Regions from separate parts of the Homo sapiens genome. Here region 1 is linked to region 2. Evidence: read pairs that join two places in POLR2A ChIA-PET (ENCODE). Cell type or tissue: GM12878. All regions are shown on one strand.

Evidence for each region. Peaks named below come from ENCODE experiments on the same cell type or tissue, not always from the same donor. Only the 100,000 strongest peaks of a DNase experiment are listed, where the experiment ranks them.
Region 1: POLR2A ChIA-PET joins it to region 2 with 6 read pairs; 2 of 35 experiments call an interaction of 5 or more read pairs at or near these places.

What each region holds. Positions count from the first base shown.
Region 1 is chr6:20,957,114-20,962,113 of GRCh38, reverse strand. All of the region lies in intron 10 of CDKAL1 (CDKAL1 threonylcarbamoyladenosine tRNA methylthiotransferase), which reads right to left. Among named protein-coding and RNA genes, the nearest start is that of CDKAL1, 430 kb to the right of the region's middle. In GM12878, no CTCF peak of the experiment used is centred here; no DNase peak of the experiment used is centred here.
Region 2 is chr6:21,912,736-21,917,735 of GRCh38, reverse strand. The region is part of intron 5 of CASC15 (cancer susceptibility 15); the gene reads right to left. Among named protein-coding and RNA genes, the nearest start is that of NBAT1, 230 kb to the left of the region's middle. RefSeq lists an enhancer at 3,480-3,529. In GM12878, no CTCF peak of the experiment used is centred here; a DNase peak (open chromatin) is centred at 1,938; H3K4me3 peaks cover 589 bases.

The sequences.
Region 1 (5,000 bases), 960 kb after region 2:
TGAATATAGGAATAGTCCTTAATAAGCACTTGCAATCTAGATTAACCAGTTTGCCCTCTCTGGCGCAGGTTGTAAGTAATGCACTAAAATTCTCATACAATTTTGAGACACGCAAGTCTCTTAAAGGGAGATAAGTTACTTTGAACTATTCATGACAGAGGGAGGACCAGAATAACTTTTTAAAATAAACATTTTAACTTTTATTTTAGGCTCAGGGGTACATGTGCAGGCTTGTTATACATGTAAACTTATGACTTGGGGGTTTGGTGTACAGATTATTTAGTCATCCAGGTACTAAGCGTAGTACTTGATGTTTTTTTTTTGTTTTTCTTTTCTTTTTTTTTTTTGAGACGGAGTCTTGCTCTTTTGCCCAGGCTGGAGTGCGGTGGTGCGATCTCAGCTCACTGCAAGCTCCACCTCCCAGGTTCACGCCATTCTCCTGCCTCAGCCTCCAGAGTAGCTGAGACTACAGGCACCCGCCACCACACCCGGCTAATTTTTTGTATTTTTAGTAGAGATGGGGTTTCACTGTGTTAGCCAGGATGGTCTCGATCTCCTGACCTCGTGATCCACCCGCCTCGGCCTCCCGAAGTGCTGGGATTACAGGCGTGAGCCACTGCGCCCAGCCGATATTTTCTTTTTCTGAACCTCTCCCACCTCCCCCTGATCTCCCTCAAGCAGGCCCCAGTATCTGTTGTTCCCCTCTATCTGTCCACATGTTCTCATTATTTAGCTCCCACTTATAAGTGAGAACATGTGGTATTCGGTTTTCTATTCCTGCGTTAGTTTGCTAAGGATAATGGCCTCTAGTTCCATCTATGTTCCTGCAAAGGACATGATCTTGTTCTTTTTTATGGCTGCACAGTATTCCATGGTGTACACATACCACACTGTCTTTATCCAGTCTACTGTGGATGGGCATTTAAGTTGACTCCATGTCTTTGTGATTGTGCATAGTGCTGCAATGAACATATGCATGCATGTGTCTTAAATACATAAAATCCAGATACTTACTCTTTTCCTTACTGCCCAAGAGCTTTAACATCTTTTCCCTATCAGCCAATTCACGAAACTAAAACCAAGACAAACTGTCTGATTTTAATGTATCCTCTCTAGTGGAGATTTTAAAAAGCAGTGTAAGTTAACAAGCAGGAAGAGGAGAAAGAAGTTAAGAGCCTGGATCATCTACAAATTCGATAATCATACAATAAGCTCATTTGTTCTAGACAGCCCTAAAGATACTATCTATCGCTATAGTATTTTAGCTGGGCAAATAAACATAACGCATCCCTTAGATGAATCCCTAACCATCCAGTACATCTTCACAGAAATGTGACTCATGAGAAACATATATGACAACCGTTCCCAAACTCTTCCAAAACTGGATGCTCAGCAGATATGAAGGTACTTCAGTACATGAGGCATGAAGTCAAGGAACAGTTAATAAACTAAACTTTGAGCTATCACATCATTCAGTAAACATTTATTAGGTGTATGAAGTGTGTGTTATCACAGGCACTGATATACAAAGATGGATAAGACAACATCTCCCTTATGATAACAGTCATGTTGGATTTCTACATAAATAAGTAATCATGATGCACCATTATGAGTGCCCAAAGAGACAGAGACCTGTTGTACAGGGGTACTATGAAGCACAGAACATATGTGGGAAGAGTTTGGGAAGGCTTCCTTGAAGATGCAGTAGAGTAGAAAGCATTTGCGAATTAGAATAGATTAGAAACCAGTTCAGCGGCTAACTGGCTATGCGGTTTAGCCAGTTATCTAACCTTTCGAACCCATGGCTTCTCAATTAACAAAACAAAAATAACAGCCAGGCACAGTGGTGTATGTTTGTAGTCCCAGCTAAGGCAGGAGGATCACTTGAGCCCAGGAGTTCAAGGCTGTAGAGCGCTATGATCACACCTATAAATAGCCACAGCACTCCAGCCTGGGCAACAAAGCAAAACCCCATCTCAAAAAAGTGGGCAAAAGAAAATTGAGGATAATAATATCTATATAGCTAGCCTGTTCTAAGAGGAAAAACAGATCACACATGTAAAGCACTCAGTTTCTTGCAAACAATAAGCACTTGATAAATTGTACTGATTTTATCAGTTAGCAGTGATTTCAGGTGCCTCATTAGCAGCAGCCATTATACCACTATCACTGGTCTCATGTGAACCTTGTTGGGTTCACATGTATTATTTTCAGTCTGAATTAATACTTTAGCTGTAGGCTACCTATCACTAGGAGGACAAAACTAAGCAATGTAGTTTTAAGAGTAATCAAATTCATAAACCGCTTCACTTTCTACAAGGTCAGAGTTCATTAAAGAGGAATATGCAAAGGTTATTACATTAGCAATATCAACAGGAAAGCAAACACAGGGAAAATACATCTTATTTGCCACTACAGGGGCGATATATTAGCCAACACATGTAGTAGCAAATATTAGTATGTCTGATTAACACATTACTACCAACTGTCATCATATGGTAAGTATATCATGAGAAAAAGGTAATGTAAACATTTCAGGAGTATGAAATGGTAAAAAAAAAAAAAGATATAGAGGAGATATCATTAGGGCACTACTCAAGGGACAAATGAATAAGAATGTAATAGAAAAAAATAAGTACCCTGAATGTCCTCAAGGGCTTATTCTTATCCTTTAGGCAATAGGGACTTTAAGGTGACATAAAGCATGTTTATTGTTTTATCTATTGATTCTATTATCATATGCAAGTTTACTACAGCATTGTATAAGCTCATAGGTATATTTCTTCAATTCCAGAGTGTTTTTTTCACAATATATATGTTTGAGATATCTTTTGTCAGCTATATCATAATTCAAATGAATCCTATATTGTTTTTTAAGGGCAGTGATACTAAAAATAAAGTTTGCAGATGTCCCAAACACACACTTCACTACTTGTCTGCCTATGAGTGATAAAGAGTTCTCCTTCCCTTCCTTTTATTCAGTACACATGTATTCAGTATTTGCTATATAAAGTGCCACACACAATGCTAGACTCTTGAAGAAACCTTAAAAGTGATCCTGTGTTAAGTGTAATGTGCATCCTCTATTCCTATGGAGATTGAATAAAATGTATTCTCAATAGATGTATCTTTCCCCGGCATACTTTTAAATAATGATAAAAACTTTGGTGCTTTCCTTTATATAACTTTCCCTTTAAACTGTTTGGTTTTTTTTCTTTTAAGTTGGTAAAAGTTGTTTTTAAAAAATCTGAGAGTCAGGTGAATAAGAAGTGAACAGAATGAAGAGGAAGGAAAACAAACCAGCCAAGTACTCTCTAATTAAAGTCTGTTGTGTGAAGCATCTTCTAAAAACACAAGAAGGCTGTCTTCCCAATAAAATTCTCAAGAAATCCTTGCCCTGAAGGTTTTAAAGCATCAGGGTAGTTATTTCAAGAGTGGATTCCTTCAATCCCTATAGTTTAAAAAATCACCACCTTCATTTGCTGTTATTTTTTTCTGTTTTCATCTTCTGTTTTTTCTTATTGGTGAACTCTGTTCAGTACCCTTGAGATAAGTCAAGTAATTTCTGTAGAGTGGTCTAAGCCTAGTGAGAGGAAAATGGAAATGTACAAGGTATTGCTGTGCACAGGACTGAGGAGCACCAGATTTGGGCTCCCTTCCCTACTGCCCGTTTTGACACTGGGAAGCCATGTAAGCCTTCTGGGGCTCAGTCACCTTTTCTGTTACATACGATGTGTTTGTGGAATCCTGAGTGTTCTGGGCTCTGCCATGCAGAGGAGGATGAGAAGAAACAGCAAGGTGTGAAGGTCTGGTCCAGGAAACAAAGGAAGAGTTTAAAACCTCTTACTTTGAGATGGTGTAGACCTTTGATTCTTGCATATCTTTGTTTCCTTTTGCTCTGTTTCTTTTGGATGGCTTTCTCCCTGGGTGTGGTATCACAGCCTGGATTACCTCCTGCACATAAAGTGCAGAGTAGTGGGTGGCTTTCTGTGGGGAACAATTCTCACCCTTGAAGCTCATTTACTTCATCATCTTTTGCTGCCTCTTCTGGCCAGGGGTTAGGATTTCAAAGTTCAAGACTACAGTGTGGGCTCTATAATTTATTTTATGAAGAAGGCTCTTCCTTTTTTTTTTTTTTTTTTTTTGAGATAATCTTGCTTTGTCACCCAGGCTGGAGTGCAGTGGCACAATCTTGGCTCACTGTAACCTCTGCCTCTTGGGCTCAAGCGATTCTCCTGCCTCAGCCTCCTGAGTAGCTGGGATTACAGGCACCTATCACTCCACCCAGCTAATTTCTGTGTTTTTACTAGAGACGGGGTTTCACCATGTGGGCCAGGCTGGTCTCAAACTCCTGACCTCAAGTGATCCACCTGCCTCGGCCTCCCAAAGGGCTGGGATTACAGGTGTGAGCCACTGAGCCTGGGCAGCTCTTCCTGTATTCATTCTCATATTCACTCATTTATTGAGCCACTACTGGGTGGGATAGATCCACAGACAGATATAACAAGATTGTTGCCTCAAGATGACAATGTAGGAGGAAAGGCCAACATGATACATACTTCAGAGGATTTTAAAAAATATAATGTCATGACCATCAAAACTTGTTATCACTCCAACTACGATCTAGGAACTAAACATCTGGTGTTTTCCAGGCAAAGTATAAAGTTATATTTCAGATCTTTTGTTGATTTTTAGACGCTCCCCAAGTCTGGCACTACTTCAGGTGCTGAGCACTAGGATTTGCTATACACACAGTATTAGCTGCTGCAATCTTGCAATCAATTAAAATGCTGAATTTATTCCAAGGAGTATTTGGTTAGTTACCTCAGAGCCAACACAAGATTTTTCTTCCTTGTGCTTCTTCCTTTTTGAACTTACCTGACTCTATCTCTTGTGGGTCCCTGGATCCCTGATCAGATCTTTTCCAATCCAAAAAAAGTGGCTGTTATCATAAACCTTATATTGATGGGGCCTGTTTCCCTTCCTACCCTCCACACGTC
Region 2 (5,000 bases):
ACAGAAATTTCAATTTTTTCCCCTCAAATGGAATCAGGCTTTTACACCTTTAGCCAGAAAGCACTTAGCAAAGGTGATTAGCATATTCTCTCTGGACTAGATGGAATCAATATCAAGCCAGGGAGATTAGCTTCATTTGATTTTTAGTGGGAGGTAAATGGCCCCAGGGAAGCATGTCTGAGAGGAGTGGAGGAAGAGTCCTTTCATAAATCAGGGAAGTTAAGAGTTCAGGAAGAACAGAACATAAAAAGTAGCCATTTTTGTTACCTTAATGTAATCCAAACAATGTTTGGACTGAATACAAATATTTGAAAGTTATGTTCATAGAAATAACCAACATTCAGTGAGTTATCATTTTGTTCTAACCACTGTACTTCCTGCTTATAAATAACCCATTTTATAGGCCAAAAAAAAAAAAAAACAGCCTCAGAAAAATTAACAGATCCAGTCTCAAAACAGTTTACCATGGAGTTAGAAAAATATTCACTCATTTATTCCATAAGGCAACTACATCGAATCTGAAATATGAAAATATATATAAATTTCTCCCAGGGAGTTCATAATCTAGTAGAGAAATACGCAGGTAAAACAATTTTCCAAAAGGCATGTTCAGGGCACCATGGCAATGCAGTGACAGCTGAATTAACTGAGGGTCTAGGGCGGGTAATATGAAGGATTTTGCAGAAAGGATGTCCATTTCAACAGGCAGATCAAAGGAGAAAGGAACTCTAGACTGATTACAATGGCTTATGTGAATGCATGAACACATAAGAGAACCTAATCTAGGTCTCTGGGGTCATCTGGCATGGCTAGAGAGAATGAGGATGCATAAGAAGAGGTACTAAAAGGTAATCCTGGGCTGGATAAGTGTGCACAGGTAGGAAATTAGATGTTAAGAATTAATTATTCGGCCAGCGCAGTGGCTCACACCTGTAATCCCAGCACTTTGGGAGGCTGAGGCAGGTGGATCACCTGAGGTTGGGAGTTCAAGACAACCCTGACCAAAATGGAGAAAACCCGTCTCTACTAAAAATACAAAATTAGCCAGGTGTAGTGGCACATGCTTGTAATCTCAGCTACTCGGGAGGCTGAGGCAGGAGAATCACTTGAACTCAGGAGGCAGAGGTTGTGGTGAGCCGAGATCATGCTATTGCACTCCAGCCTGGGCAACAAGAGCGAAACTCCATCGCAAAAAAAAAAAAAAAAAAAAAAAAAAGAATTAATTAATTACTTCTGCAATTGGGTATGTCTTATCTTCCCAACAAGCTATGTCTCCTTGATGGGAAAAAATCTCCCCTTGGATTCTAGCAGAACAGTTTATGCCTAAAATGGTTTAATCTAAACCACTGATTGCTATTACTTCTTTGTCACCATCATCAGAGCTAGCACTTAGACAACGGCTACAGGCATCACTATTAGCTCTTTATGTATAATAACCTATTTAAAGCTTACAAGAGCCCAATGAGGCAAACTGTATTGCCAGCACCATTCTACAGAGGAGCTGAGGCACAGGAATATGCCTAGAACACTCATCTGCTAACTCACACTGTCTGGAATTTATGTCCCAAAACACATACAAAACTGAAGTGCAAGATTATGTTACTAGGAATTTTCTGCCTCCTTAATTGTCAGTTCTCTTCCTCCCATCCCACACACCCCCCATCAACATAAGCAAATGTCATGGACTTGCCAGGAGATGACTAATAAGCTCATCAACACTGCTTCTCAGCCATCACATAGTATCTGCCACTTTCCTCCTCTCCTGCTCGGTCCCATCCAGTGGTATCTGCCAGTGAGAACCAGTGTCAAAAGTGCTAATGGCCAAGATACTGATTTAGCTGCTGAGCTCCCAGTGATGTCACTTCCCAAGGCTGCACAAGCCACTTTCTCTTCTACTGCCAACCCTGTCCCTGATGTAGTTACTGATGCCACTTAACATACTCAATGTGGCACACAGATTTTGGTAAATCAGTCATCTTGAGATTTTGCTTTCACTTTTAACACAGCCCATTCTCCCTAGGTTTCCAACATGATTCTGTTCGACTGGAAAGTAATCCAAGTGATTGGCAGCATGCTTCCCTTGGAATCCTCTTTCTGTCTATTAACACATTTTTCAACTTTGGTTTACATAAACATCCCTCTATTCGATTGTGAGCTCCTTTGGGCAAGCCTTAAAGAGGTACATAAACTTTCATAAACTCAAATTGCTAGTAGGCATTCAGCTTGTTGAATGAATGAGTTGAGTATTAACTTTCTAACTCCACTGTAAGCTCTTTGAGACTGTACAAGCTCCTATTCACTTTTCTGTTTCTCAGTTTCTTGTTTGTAAAATGAAATCATAAGAGCACGAGCTTCAAAGCGTTGCTGCGAAGATCTGTAAAGCAGTTAAAATGGTACATAGCATACAATAAGCATCTAATAAATGTCTGGTACACAGCATACAATAAGCATCTAATAAATGTCACTATCCATATCTATATACTTAACAGCTACTTACTGTTTTGTATAAGATGTGAACAAAAGTTCTCTGAAAAGGAATTTGGAGAAAAGAGACTTTATTTCAGTGAACAGTCTGCAAACTGGAGAAATACGCTTTGGTGTAAAAGGAAGGTGCATTCCAGAGAACAACAAGAGGGTTTGGATTTTACAGCAAATGTTCCCACCCAAGTTTCCAATCGAGTCTGTTAATTCAAAGATCTGAAACTTGTTTAGTTCCTATTGATTGACACAAGTGAGTTCTGTTGATTGGTTGATACAGCTGAGCCCTGATTGGTCAATACAGCTGAGCTTTGATTGGTTGGTTCAGGTGAGTTCTCAACGTCCCAAAGTTAAAAAGATGTGGGGGTTTCCAGGGTTTGGGGGAACTCAGAGTATGTGTGGGGCCTCAAGTCAGCAAATGGCTGCTTGACTCTATGTTAAATCTAAGCCCACTTAGCCACTTGGGATCCATCTTGAAAAATTGGCTTTTTCAGGTTCTCATCTGTTGACAGACATAAGCAATGTCTATTTGTGCTTTAGATATTTCTTATCCAATTCAACTGTCTTCCTATAGAATGAGGACTTTCCCAGAGGTACTTCAGACAATCATGAAAACAAACTGTTGGAGACCAAAACACCAGACCTCCAGACGTGTCCAGACAGATCTGAATTCAAGAGTATGAGTGAGCAAAGATAAGGCCAAAGGCATAAAACCAGGTAAAACCAAAGGCACGTTTTCCACATGAACTTAAAACTATCAACTGAAAAAGAAAAGAAATGCCTATGGCCATGGATCGGCTATGCTTCTGGGTGGCAATACACAGCATACAACTGACCCAAGTGCCATTCCTACCTACCTAATAAATGGCTGTCAAGAATTATGGCAGTGTGCTGCTCTGTATTTTGGTGGACACACCAACATAAATCCAACTAATATCAGACTGTGTGACCTCACCCTTGGACGCGAGCCAGAGGTTTCACTTGAGATCTCGGAAGTTATCAGATCTGGAAAGTGTTTCAGTTGCTTTCTCTTTTAGCCCATTTTAAGCAAAACAAAAGGCAGCACGGACCCAAAGAGGCAAGAAGGTAAAACCAGAAATTGTCTATACTCCATTACCCCAAATTACCTGATGATGAATAAATATTCATTGTTCCGTGGTTTCAATAGAAAGTAAACACCTATTTAAAAAGACCTGATCTTCGTCATGCCTTTAATCTCTTCCTTTTCGCTTATATCAGAGAGAGAATATTCATGCTTCCTGACCGAAAGATATGCTTCTAATACAACCTCAAACAAACCCTGACCCAAACCCTGATTCAGTGTTCTTTTTTTTTTTTTTTTTTTTTTTTTAATTGAGACAGAGTCACTCTGTTGCCCAGGCTGGAGTGCAGTGGCTCGATCTCGGCTCACCAGTCTCTGCCTCCCAGGTTCAAGCGATTCTCCTGCCTCAGCCTCCCACGTAGCTGGGGTTACAGGCATGTGCCACCACACTCGACTAATTTTTGTATTCTTAGTAGAGACAGGGTTTTGCCATGTCAGCCAGGCTGGTCTCAAACTCTTGACCTCAGGTGATCCGTCCACCTCAGCCTCCCAAAATGCAAGGATTACAGGCATGAACCATTGCACCCGGCCACTATATTCTTTTTCTTTCACTCCTTGGTCAGTCCACTATAACCCCTTAACCAGGACTCAGCCCGGTACATACCACTGCACTCCTCCCAGTATACCTTAGTGGAAAAGCTGAAATTGCACTGACGTTAGAGGTGCTGTCCTGATATTTGTTGGCTGAATGATCTCAGATGAATTTCTTCACCTCTCCAGGCCTCAGTTTCTACATCTATAAAAGGAAGCTGATCTCTGCAGCCTCCTTACCACCCAAATTCTCACAGGGTCATTAGCCCATAGGTTTCCAGGTGTGCAGTGAAACACAAAATGCTGAGAAGCCACACCCCACTCTTAGCATATGGATGAAGAAGCTCTGAGGAAGCACATGTGTTGGAGGGTAGGGGAGGCCGTCAGGGTAAAAAATACCAAGACAACTGAATATGGGAGAAAAACACTTCTCTTGTCCCAACTGAAATTGAAAACTGTGAGTGTGCACAAGCACGAAGAATAGCTGTCAGGGAGCCCGGTGCTGTGAAGAAAACCTGAAATCATCCCTCTCTACCAGTACAGAGTATCTTTGTATCCTTGTATCTGCTGCAACTGGAAATGGAGAATTAGGCAGATGGAGTGTTTTTAAGGGATTGGACAATTTATTAGGTGCTATAAAACATAGGCAATCAATAAATAATATTTCAATTGATTTCAACATCATTCCACTGGTTCTCTTTAGGAAATTTCAAGCTGATGCCACAATGTTCCACTCTGCTCTCTGCTGCACATTTAGTGAATTCCCATGTGTCGATACACAAATTTAGAAGCTCAGAACAGCGGAGGCCACCAATATGACCGCATAGCATTGAAGAATTTAATCAGTTAATGTTTCAGGATCTACCCATCAAACATTGACAGCTCACAA